Regions from separate parts of the Homo sapiens genome. Here region 2 is linked to region 1. The links are chromatin contacts, found by Hi-C or POLR2A ChIA-PET in ENCODE. All regions are on one chromosome and are shown on one strand. The core of a region is the stretch at or near the end of the contact, and the rest is flanking DNA. Distances in the headings are between cores, read along the strand shown. Region 1 overlaps PDGFC (platelet derived growth factor C). Region 2 overlaps PDGFC (platelet derived growth factor C).

The links. A loop is a pair of places that touch in the nucleus more often than their neighbours do. ChIA-PET counts read pairs that join two places held with the same protein, here RNA polymerase II (POLR2A). Pooled maps may share reads with other maps.
Region 2: a pooled map of ovary shows a loop between it and region 1 (2.5-fold over the local background). The contact joins two enhancer-like sites. A Hi-C loop is called at or near these places in 10 of 168 maps with a recorded cell type or tissue (CD14-positive monocyte, MCF 10A, adrenal gland and 6 more) and 13 of 50 pooled maps. POLR2A ChIA-PET finds 5 or more read pairs at or near these places in 3 of 52 experiments (BJ, MCF 10A and OCI-LY7).

The regions. Positions count from the first base shown.
Region 1 is chr4:156,826,695-156,832,525 of GRCh38, forward strand. All of the region lies in intron 2 of PDGFC (platelet derived growth factor C), which reads right to left. Among named protein-coding and RNA genes, the nearest start is that of PDGFC, 140 kb to the right of the region's middle. Within about 2 kb of position 2,722, at least 4 of the 41 ENCODE cell types and tissues checked have a DNase peak (open chromatin) inside an H3K27ac peak, as active enhancers do; they include CD14-positive monocyte and ascending aorta, where a contact is called at or near this core.
Region 2 is chr4:156,952,431-156,958,261 of GRCh38, forward strand. All of the region lies in intron 1 of PDGFC (platelet derived growth factor C), which reads right to left. Among named protein-coding and RNA genes, the nearest start is that of PDGFC, 16 kb to the right of the region's middle. Within about 2 kb of position 2,426, at least 2 of the 41 ENCODE cell types and tissues checked have a DNase peak (open chromatin) inside an H3K27ac peak, as active enhancers do; they include CD14-positive monocyte and ascending aorta, where a contact is called at or near this core.

The sequences.
Region 1 (5,831 bases), core at 1,472-3,971:
GAGAGAAACATTTAAGTAGCATGATAATAAAATTTGAAAAGGATTAAAGGCCTATCAAAGCAATACCATGACTTCAACCCTGATTTTAAAAGAAAATATTTAAACAGCTGACCAGCAGCATAAGCCATTTTAATTCTTCATTTATATATACAAATTTAGGTCTTGGTGATGTCCATGAAAATGAAAAATGAGTTTGTTTTAGAACAAACCAAAGTGAAATAAAAATATTGTTCCTTTTAGGATATTAGAGAATTTCAGGTACAGTTCCCAAATATGAGCATTTTTGAAGTATTTTAAGCATTTATGTTTAATGAATATCTATTCTATAATGAAATGGTTTCCTATAAATGCATCTGGAAAAATACTCTCTGAAGCTTAAGAAAAATTCTGTTCATCCAAGATAATTCATTATTCAAAATTTGCCTTTAGTAAGAACAGATTGGCTGGGCACAGTGGCACACGCCTGAAATTCCAGCACTTTGGGAGGCCAAGGTGGGCGGAACACGAGGTCAGGAGATTGAGACCATCCTGGCTAACATGGTGAAACCTCGTCTCTACTAAAAATACAAAAAATTAGCCGGGTGTGGTGGCGGGCACCTGTAGTCCCAGCTACTCGGGAGGCTGAGGCAGGAGAATCGCTTGAATGTGGGAGGCAGAGGTTGCAGTGAGGGGAGATCACGCCACTGCACTCCAGCCTGGGTGACAGAGTGAGACTCCATCTCAAAAAAAAAAAAAATAACAGATTGATACACTTGTACTTCGACAAACGCAAGCAAATGAGCAGAGCATTTCAATGCTGACTGATGACTGATGATTCTAAAGAAGTAGGTGTTCAATATAAAAATGGCTTAGACTTCAGGTTCCTCTTCAGCAAAACAAAAAACTAAATCCAATGGTCCTGTGGACCATTTTTTTAAATCTTAGTTTTTTTTTTCTTGTTTAAGAACAAAATCACATTTAGTTAGATGTGTGCTGTTATGTCAAAAAATATGCAGCTTAGACTACATGCTTACGCAATACCCACATACGTACATACATACACACACATACCCATTACTACATTTGCCAGAAAATTTTATTATTTTCCAAGGTCAATACAGCACTGTTATCACCAAAGACAATAATTTTCTACAAGTAATATCCAATCCATGGCAACCAACTATAAACACCAGTATATGATGAGGTCCTCAAAGATTTGCTATTAGGAAATAAGAAAACACACATGTACACATGGGAGTGTTAAGAGGCAAAGCAAATGCGTGAAACAGTGGAGTCCTGGACTTTGCAAGGCCTCTCCTCCGAACATGCAGGCCAAAGATCAGGAGAAGCTCTCGTCCCATTGAGGCAAATGAAGCTACTTCCGCCGGAAATGTTATATAATATAATACCTCTTTCTCACTCTGTCACTTTCACAAAACTCTTCCAAAGTGCTGACGGGTGAGGGAGCACTCTGGCTCTGGAGATCTCTGACTACTGCAGACCACAAGTGCCTTCTAACAGCACAAAATCCTTTTTCTTATACATTTTGCAGCGCAAATCACACTTTAAAAGGTCACCGTTTAGAACACAAAAGCACACTTTGGGATACACCTGACACATGCCCCATCTCACTCTTCTGATACAGATTATGTCCTTTACTTCTTAACAGATACAGAGCCAATCAGAACAGTTTCAAGAAGTAATGACAGATGAGATCCGGCATCAAGACCGTGCTTAATAAGTGGCAGAGGTTTTAATTATCTAATGAAAACTCCATTAGTGTTCCAGATTTCTAGGAAAGAAATTTACCTCTGTTTTCTAATTTAAGGTACAAGAATGACTCAAAGAGCTATCAGAAATTTTGACTGGTTTTTTGCTTTTTCTCCCTTTTCTTCAGTGACCATTATAAAAATAATGTGTGTATACATATGTATATATGTAATTATGTATATGTGTGTGTATATATATGCATGTATATATAATTGTATTCTGGAAATATAATTAGCATGTGTGTGCTCTTATGGTATATTTAACGTACAGATAGAACAGGTAAAATTCTACTTACATCACTTTCATTTATATATTACTTCCTAAGTAAGCTTGTATATACTTTAAGAATATTCATGACCAATCAATAAAATCAATCACTTGGAATACTGTAAACAACATAAAAATATCCAAAAAAATGCAGACTCCAGAGGCAGAATTAGCTAAAGTGGGTATACACATTTTTTAAAATTAAAGTTTACTTAGCAATTTTAAGAAAATCAATCTTCACTAGAGAATGGGATTCTGTGGAAACTAAACTATTTAATGGAAATTTAGTGAAGTACAGACATTAATATTTTCTGAAACTTCAGATATTGAACAAAAGAAAAATAATTTAACTTCTATTATGAGAAATTTAGAATTTGAGAAATTAGAAATAGAAGTAATCTTATTCCTATCACATGTTAAAAGTAGGAAAACAACTTTCTAACTCTTATGATCTACTAAGATCATCACTCTTATTTCCAATGCCAAGGGGTTTATGGAATATACAGGATTATATTTTTCACAGAAATGGATTGTTGAACGAGGAATTAAGAAGAAAGACAGACTGCCATTTCTCAAGAAGCAAAACAAAACAAATATCTTCACATAAAGGGAAGCAGCATTTCAGATTGTTAGGTGATTTCATCATTGTAATAAGTCCTGCTAAGGCTATTACTTCATATTTTGTAGCATGAAAAGGGAAATAAGAAATTCTAGGCCGAGTGCCCACTTGGCTAAATCTACCATCCTGGGCAATATCCCTAGGCAGAGATTTTTTGGCCCTAGGTTTATTTTACTTTCTTTTTCTCACTTTAAAATTTTCCTCTTGCTCTCTATTTATTTATTGCTTTATCCTGTTAAAATTACCCCTTCAAAGTGCTTTAATATCTAGGATTCCTACCATATCCTTTGATAGTCTCTTGTGTCACCAGAAAATTTGGCAGTTTTTGACAGTTTCAATTATATCACTCACTTCATTTCCTCTTTTGTTACAGATGTTATTTCTTAGATTTTTCTCTCCTTGACAGAAGAGGTAGGATAGCTTTTAAATAAAAGCTATTATTATCTCGTGAGTTATATTCATATATTCAGAATTTTTATCTACCCATTTATTTCACTGAGCCTCAATATCCCTCTCTGCAAACACCAAGGATCAATCGTGCATCACTTCTCAATTTTATTAATCTTATAGACAACAAAAATAAAAATTAAGTACAAGAGTCTCAAACCACTTGGTAGTGTGAGAACCTTCCCACTAGTACTACTTCACTAATTTAATAGAACCAAATAGAAACAGGGCCCATTACTTCAAAAATGTATCTGAAAAGCTGTGTTAATTGTTACACATATAAGCAAAACTGAGGTCCAACAATTGGCCATTTGTAGCAATTTACTTACTCTGATTTCAATTACTAAGTTGAAAAATTATAAGTATTTTTATATAAAGTAGAATTAAAATATGAAAAGTACATATTTAAGTGTCTTAAAATATACAGCAAATACAATTCTAAAAATAAGCTCTTTGAAGACAGGAATTGCATTAAAAAAAAAAAAAACTTCATGTCCTCAGACCTTGTCAACTGTGTGACACTATGGCACTAGCATTATACCATTCCATTTGGTTGATATGAGAACTTACGCACCTCAAACTACAAAGGAAAATAAAAGATAAAGCACTGTGCATCCTTTCCCTGCCCCCACCATGACCTTCAGTTCAGAGATCTGATGAAACACAACTTTCCATTCTCCATGTGGACCTACAGGCAACTGAGTAATTGTGGGCTACTTAGGGCTTTAGTCATTTTGGTCATTTAGTCACTTGTGGACCTCAACCTGGGCGAGACAGTATATTTCACCAGATGGCAAATATGATCACATTTTTTGGTACAGCAACTCCAGCAATAATAGTCCTGTCATAGGTCAAGAACGTACTTTATATCACCAAGTTATGACTAATGGGTTCCAAGCACATACGGTGGTACATTTCATTGGATATTCTTAAAAACTATCTAATGGTGGCTTTCAAAATATCGAGCATGCAATTCTTTAAAACAAAAGATTCCATGCTCAATATTGAAAAATGTGATCAATTAAGTTATTTACTACCAATACTATAACTTTCTCCACTTCACTTGGCCCACTTCCACTTCTCCTTCAGATTTCAGCTAAATATTACTCCTCAGAGATGCCTTCTGTGAGTCCTATAGGCAGAGATTGCAATGTCTTTGCAGCATGGTCCCTACCACACCCATGACTATTTAGAATTATATTTTTTGTATGCCTATCCCTTTACTATTCAATGCTTTCCAGAGGCCAGGGGCCCATCTAATAATCTTTGTATCCCCAATATTTAGCATGGTATTTCCTCCATACATAGAGAGGACTATATGACTGTTGAGTGATGGATGGATAGACAGAGGAGTGAATTCGCACATACATAATAGAGTAACATACATGTTCATACACAAATATGCACAGAGTAGGCAATCGACTAGTCAAAATTACACTTGTGCTGTTGAAATATCCCCATATAACCAATATTTGTACTCTTGAACATTTTTTTCTCTAATTGTGGTTATTCACATTAAATATAAGTATACCTAATTTTCTAAAAATTTAGCTGGGTGCAGTGGTACATGCTGGTATTCCTAGCTAGTTGGGTGGCTGAGGCAGGAGGATCCCTTGAGCCCAAGAGTTTGAGGCCAGCCTAGACAACATAATGAGACCCTGTCTTTTTTTTTTTTTTTTTTTTTTGAGATGGAGCCTTGCTCTATCGCGCAGGCTGGAGTGCAGTGCCATGATCTCGACTCACTGCAACCTCCACCTCCCGAGTTACAGCAATTCTCCTGCCTCAGCCTCCTGAATAGCTGGGACCACAGGGATGTGCCACCACGCCCAGCTAATTTTTGTATTTTTAGTAGAGATGGGGTTTCTTCATGTTGGCCAGGCTGGTCTCCAACTCCTGACCAAGTGATCCATCCACCTCGGCCTCCCAAAGTGCTAGGATTACAGGTGTGAGCTACCACACCCGGCCAACCCTGTCTCTTGAAAAAAGAAAAAAAAATGTAACTGGCTTTTTAAAAACAAGGACACTAGACTGTATTTCGAGTAATAAATTAGATACAATTTTTCAAACCTTATTATAATATCAATCATCCTTCATCTTCTCACATGCTCACTATTCCCACAGTGAGCACTTTGATTTGCTATATACATTTGGCACACTAGTTTATACAGTTTATGCAACTTGCTGGGTTTTAATTCCATGGTCTATTTATTACACACACCCCATCCTATAAACTGTTACTTCAAATAGTTTTCTCTTTTAAAATTTTTTTTCTAGTTTCTCTCTTAATATGGAAATGCCATTATTACTGGTCCTCATTAACTTAATATTAGAAATTATTCCAGTTGTCTCCCATAAGGCATCTATAGCCAATACTCTTTCTTCTCCTCCCTCCATGCACTATTTCTCCACACCACTTCAAGGCTTATCTTCCTTAAAAACAGGCCTCATTTTATCATGCCACCTTCTTTCTTTCTTTCTTTTTTTTTTTTTTTTTTTTGAGATGGAGTCTTGCTCTTGTTGCCCAGGCTGGAGTGCAATGGCACGATCTCGGCTCACCACAATCTCCGCCTCTCGGGTTCAAGCGATTCTCCTGCCTCAGCCTCCTGAGTAGCTGGGATTACAGGCACCCGCCACCATGCCTGGCTAATTTTTGTATTTTTAGTAGAGACAGGGTTTCGCCATGTTGGCCAGGCTGGCCTCGAACTCCTGACCTCGTGATCCACCCGCCTCTGCCTCCCAAAGTGCTGGG
Region 2 (5,831 bases), core at 1,176-3,675, 130 kb after region 1:
AAGTGTGGAGTTTTTTTGTTACTCACTGAAATTATTGGCAGCACTGAAACAAAATCTATTAATGTTTTAAGATATGAACTATGCTTTAACCTGGTATCTACTGCAGTACAAAGAGCTAAGTCACACACAAAACGTGAAAATCAATTTTGGCAACTAGACTAAAATGTAAATACCACAGGCCAATTCTCCCCAATGCCTAAGATATTTCCTGATAAATGAGATTCCTAGCACTAAACATTTAACAAATTGATCTACTAATGGACTGCAAAAGCCAGTAACCTTCCTCAACCTTCTAGTAACACCAAGTAAATTTCCTTGGTATTGTTTACTAATCTGTACAGGATTTAAACACCCTAAGTAATCTGTTTTTATTTTTCCAGCACCAAAATTAGACATAAACAGATCAGTGAAAAATTTGTGATCATTTTCAAATTTGGGGCATAAAAAACACTGAATAACTAGTCTGAAAGAATATGATACAGAAAAGTTTGTTTTCTCTTTCATCTAGGTTTAAGACAATTATTTACAAATAAAACATAATGAATTTTGTCTTTTTATGAAAACACCAAGGGAAATCTTAATAAAATGTTTGGAGTACCAACAAAAAGCCTAAGCACAATGTTTAAATAACTGAACTCAAGAAATAAAATGACTTCTTAAATATCTTGGATTCTATCCCTTAAGTAAAAGGATTTACATAGTCAAGCTTCATTTGCTTACTTGGGAGTTACTCTTCCAAAATGTCTTTTATCCTGTAAACGAGAAAGCCTCCCTTCTTGCACAAAACATTCCTCATTTTCCAGTCACCAATTGTTTTGAAAAACTTTCCCTTGACAGAGATATAGGACCACCTCTCAAAGAGCCAAATCAAACAGCCAACTTACTAAAGACACCTAGCAATCTGGTTACTGTCCAAGTTGTTTTCTAGACTAAAGTCAACTAATGGTAAAGGGATCAGAAGGAGTCTGAGATTCTAAAAAGGTTCATTAAGAACGTATTCACATTCAGCAAATGTGATATGCTATTTGGTTTTTCTATTATCTTTCTCATTTATATTGCTGTACAAGTGCATGACGATGTTACTATAATTTAAGTTACTAGATATCTTTGTCTTGAAAAAGTAGAGAAAAAAAGATGTACTCTCAATAGTGGTTCTGAAACTTCATTGTTCTTAAAATTTTACCGGACGATAAATACTTTAGAATGATAATACTTTCAAAGTTTCTATAAAAAGACATAAAACATGACTTCTTACCAACAGTATGTGTGTCTGTTTTTGACCAAAGTGGTGAAACCCAGGTTCTCTAAGAGCATAAGACGTAAGATACGAACATTGAGCTTTACCCATCTAAGAAGCAGTCTATGTTCACTATCAATAATCAATACCCCCAACTCACCCCAGCTCAGAAACTAAGAATACCAGGACACAATGGCCTGGATACATTACATATGAAAGCACAAAACCATTCTCTATCCTCACTAAATGCCATTCCTTCTCATTCTGGCTGACTTCAAATATGAATATAAATTAAGACAATTCACTCTGCCTCATATAGAGAAACAAAATGAACATGAAAATAAATAGTCTGGTCTCTAGGGGTACTGAACATTTCTATTGCCTTAAATTTACTGGGAAACATAGGCATAACCTTGTGCAGTCTGGGCACCATACTTACGTAAATAGCAGAGGGTTATGGTTTCAATTTGGTTGTGACACCATAAATATTGGCATACCGAACATGTGCTTACTGTCATGAATTTTGAACTCTCTCTCCAGGGTCTGCTTCTGTTTTGTCCACATGCCAGAACTAAGGACTATTTAGTTCTGCCCATAATCTCATAGGATCAGAGCTGAGAAAATCAACTTTATTTCCAAGGGAAAAAAAACTATATTCTTTGAGTGACTTTTTAAAAGACTGACTTTTTCAAGATTTTTGCCTTCTCTGGGATAAATCACAGTTGTCAATCTCAAAACCTCAAAGCAAAAGAGAAAAACAAACTAAAAATAAGAAAGCACATGAGTTATATCTTATGTTAACTAGAAAGAGCAAAAGGGGAAATAATTCAAAACAAAAAATACGTCAAAGTTACTGAAAATGAACTTGCGATGGTCATGCTCTTCTCTATAATAAATTGATTGCAATAAAACTTTATCCTAAAGTTCCCTGTTTAAAAATAAGTTTCCTGGAAATGATACATTTTTTTTTCTTATTGAGGAAATAACATTCTAAGCAGTCATCATTATAATTTTGCCAATCATGTTCTTTGTGCATTCATTTTACTCAGTCTAAGCAAAAAGATTGAGGCTCTCCAGTTAGCCCCTTGTAGTTCCTTAAAATGAAGCCAGACGTTAGGCGCATCCCCCAGCTGTGAAATAAGGCATATGACTCGTTTAGAACCCATCAATGATGATTTATGACACCAGATGCCAAGACTGCAGCAGAACAAGCTGTGTTGGGTCTAAGTGGGCTGTTTTCACTTCACTTAAAAGATCTGCCATCCAGTGGGGCATTAGGCTAGAGATTATTCAACATTTTATTCTCTGACACTTGAAAATTATGGGAGATTAAAACACATATATAATTAGAATCCAAGGTAGAAAGTGGTCAATTCTGCACTATTCTGAGAGTTTAGAGAAGAGAGACATATTAGACTGAAGGCAAGAGGGAAGGCTTTATGGGGCGGAGAGGGGACCAGTCAGACAGGGCCTTAAATCCACGTTGGCTTTGAACACGCAGCATGAAGGAGAGATGATGGTTCCCTTCCATTCCACACCCCAGGCACTAACTCACTTGGCTATTTTTCCACTGTCTGGCATCTGAACGGCTGCAAATGCCTTCAAAATGCTGTCCCAGCCTCTAGCTTCTCTGTCCTTTACAATCATCCTGAAGTACCTTTATTTTGGAAAGAAAACAATTATATATTTGAAACTTGTTTAGAGAGTAGGTCTTAAATGTTTTCACCACGAAAAAAAAAGATAACTACGTGAGGTGATGGATAAATTAATTAGCTGGATTGTGGTAATCCTTTTGCAATGTATACATATATCAAAACATTCCATTTTATTTGGTAAACATTCAGTTTTTAATTGTCAGCTATACTCAAAGCTGGGAAAAACCCTATTTGCTGATAAAATAATAATACGAAAAATGTAAAATGCATTTAAAAAACAAAAATCAAACCTGATTAATTTATGAATATTTAATGATCTGTTATAGGTGTAAGAATACAAGCATAAACAAAAAGACACACCCTTATTATTAGGAATTGGCGCAGAAGGCTATAATCATTACCCATCAGCCAAGGTCCTTCAGTGGTGCCCAAGCATCTCATGAGTTTGCATCTAAACATGCTCTTAGTATGTCTGACACAGCCCTCAAAATTAATGAATAATTTTTCAATCTTACTTCTCACCAAAAGTAGTTCATTTTTGAATAGGCTTTGTACTCTCTCACAAGTCCGCACCATCTGCTTAGAACTCTCTCTTCCTTTTCCGGTGAATTATTTGTCCTTCAAGACCCTACTCAGTGATAACCCCATGAGAAGCCCTTCCTGACCCAAAAGTAGAACATCCCTGAGTCCTTGGGCATTCTAAGCATATGTCTAGTGTAATACAAACAACACTGATTATGAACATCAAGCACACAAAGGACATTTTGTTTACCTGTTTTCAGGATGTGACACAGTAATCACCACAACACGCACTTTTGTGTATTGGATTAAATTAATTTATTGTTTGAAAGAGTTGGCAGAGCAATACATGGAGTTAGGAAAGTACAGATCTCTGGGGTGAGCAGAGGTCAGTTTTGTGTAATTTTTGTATTAGAAGACTGGGGTGACAGCACAGTAGCCATGGAGAACAACAATGTAGACTTTCCTTACTCAAAGTTTGGTCCTCAGTCCGATGGCATTAGCATCACCTGTGAGGTGGTTAAAATGCAAACTTTTAGGTCCCACTCAAGACCTACTAAAATAGAATCTGAATTTTAATAAGGTGATTTGTATGTATATTACAGTTTATGAAGCACCAATCCAAGCTTGACTAGAGTAGACACAACCAGAACTCTATTATAAGAAGATTATCTGACATTAACCTCCTGCAAATGATCGATTGTGGGTGACACGGCATTGGAAAAGCCTGAGTCATAGAAGGAAGAATAAGAACACTTTGCCACAGTTTAGGTCATAGGTAACCAGCACCTGGTTTGGGATGACAGTGAGAATGAGGAAATTTAAAAATGTAAAGATAATTATTTTACCTAAAAATAGCAATGTTAATATGTACTTATTAGCTTGACAATAATTCCATGCTTACTTAACATACTATATTATATATTTTGAAATATTGTGAAGGAATAATATTTAAGCAGGACAAAATCTATTAGTTTTAAGTTGCTTTCTCAGACTTGGAGTGCTAAGAGCAGCCCAGATTATGAGACATAGTAAGTCCTCTAAATATACACGTTAATTGGATGTTCCAATGGAACTGAGGTTTCCACAAGATAGGTACCAGGACATCAAAGTGGCAATAAGACAGATTTTCAAGAAAAATGGCGAGAAGCTGTTCTGTGAATGCTGAATCCCTCGCTTGGTCAAAAATTATCTCAAGGATCACTTCCTCCAAAACTTAGTACCTACTTCCCTACCAAATAAGCTCAGTTCTTATTGTGATTATTTGGTATGCGGCTTAATGCTCTACAGTTATTTCACCTGTGTTCCAATATCAACGGTAGGAGAACTTTCTAAAAATAGAAGGCTTATCTCTTGCTACACATTTAATCTTTTCCTCTCCTCTGGCTCTCCCCCAAACCTCCAAAACAAGCAAAGAAACAAAACATGTTTCCTTCCATCCTGGAACCACTATCTCCTTCTCTCTTAAAAACGTGATGTCTCACTTCCTCACTTTACTCCATGTCCATTCTTCTACACCACTTATTACACTGAAGATTTTTTCTTTGTGTCAACCTGGAAAAATCATAGGCTACTCATTGGTCTTCATTTTTTTCAGTCTCTGCTGTATTTTATCATCTGGGCCAATTTCTGTGATTTTTCTCTCTCTCCTTCCTTGGCATCCTTCACTCCCCACCTTGTGATAGCACTGACTTTTTTTCCTTCATGGCTTCCTCTTCAGGGGATTTCTTCCTGTGAGATTTCCTTTTCCTTCTGACTTTATTCTTCACTGTTCAGCAACCTTCATTCTGTTTCTGTCTTGTATGTGCCATCAGGAATCAGATTTAATTCATAATTTGGCTGCCTGCATAGCTGGGATGGGCGGGTGGATAAAGGAGCTCACAATAAAGCATGAAGAATCACTCTTCTATTTACTCAAGCCCAAGTCATACATCAATGTTCCTCCCTTTGTGCCTCCCATTTCCAATGACCTTCCCACTGAACCTGCTTCTGAGGTCTGCCTCAAAACAAACTGCATTTTAGACTGCATGAATTTCCCACACTTCCTTACTGCGCATATCTACTCACCAGGTTTCCAGCTGCCAAAATCCTATCCCACCTTTGATTCTGCACGTGCAAATGATGCTCATCTTTCCTGGCCCCTTTGTTCAAAAAATATATATCTCCCCTAACAACTTTTCTCAGCCTTTTCTAATGGCTCAACTAAATAATCTTGCCTTTCTCTGAATTCCCACCAAACATGATACTATCGCTTTTTATTCTCTAATATACCTAACTGCATGTCTTCTCTCTCCCTTTGGCTATAAACTACTTGAAGGCAGAGACTAAGCCTAATTTCTCTTTGCATTTTCCACAATGCCTCAGCTTCAGACAGGTACCTAAGGCATAGAAGTGTGAGTTGTTTTCAAGATCACAGAAAA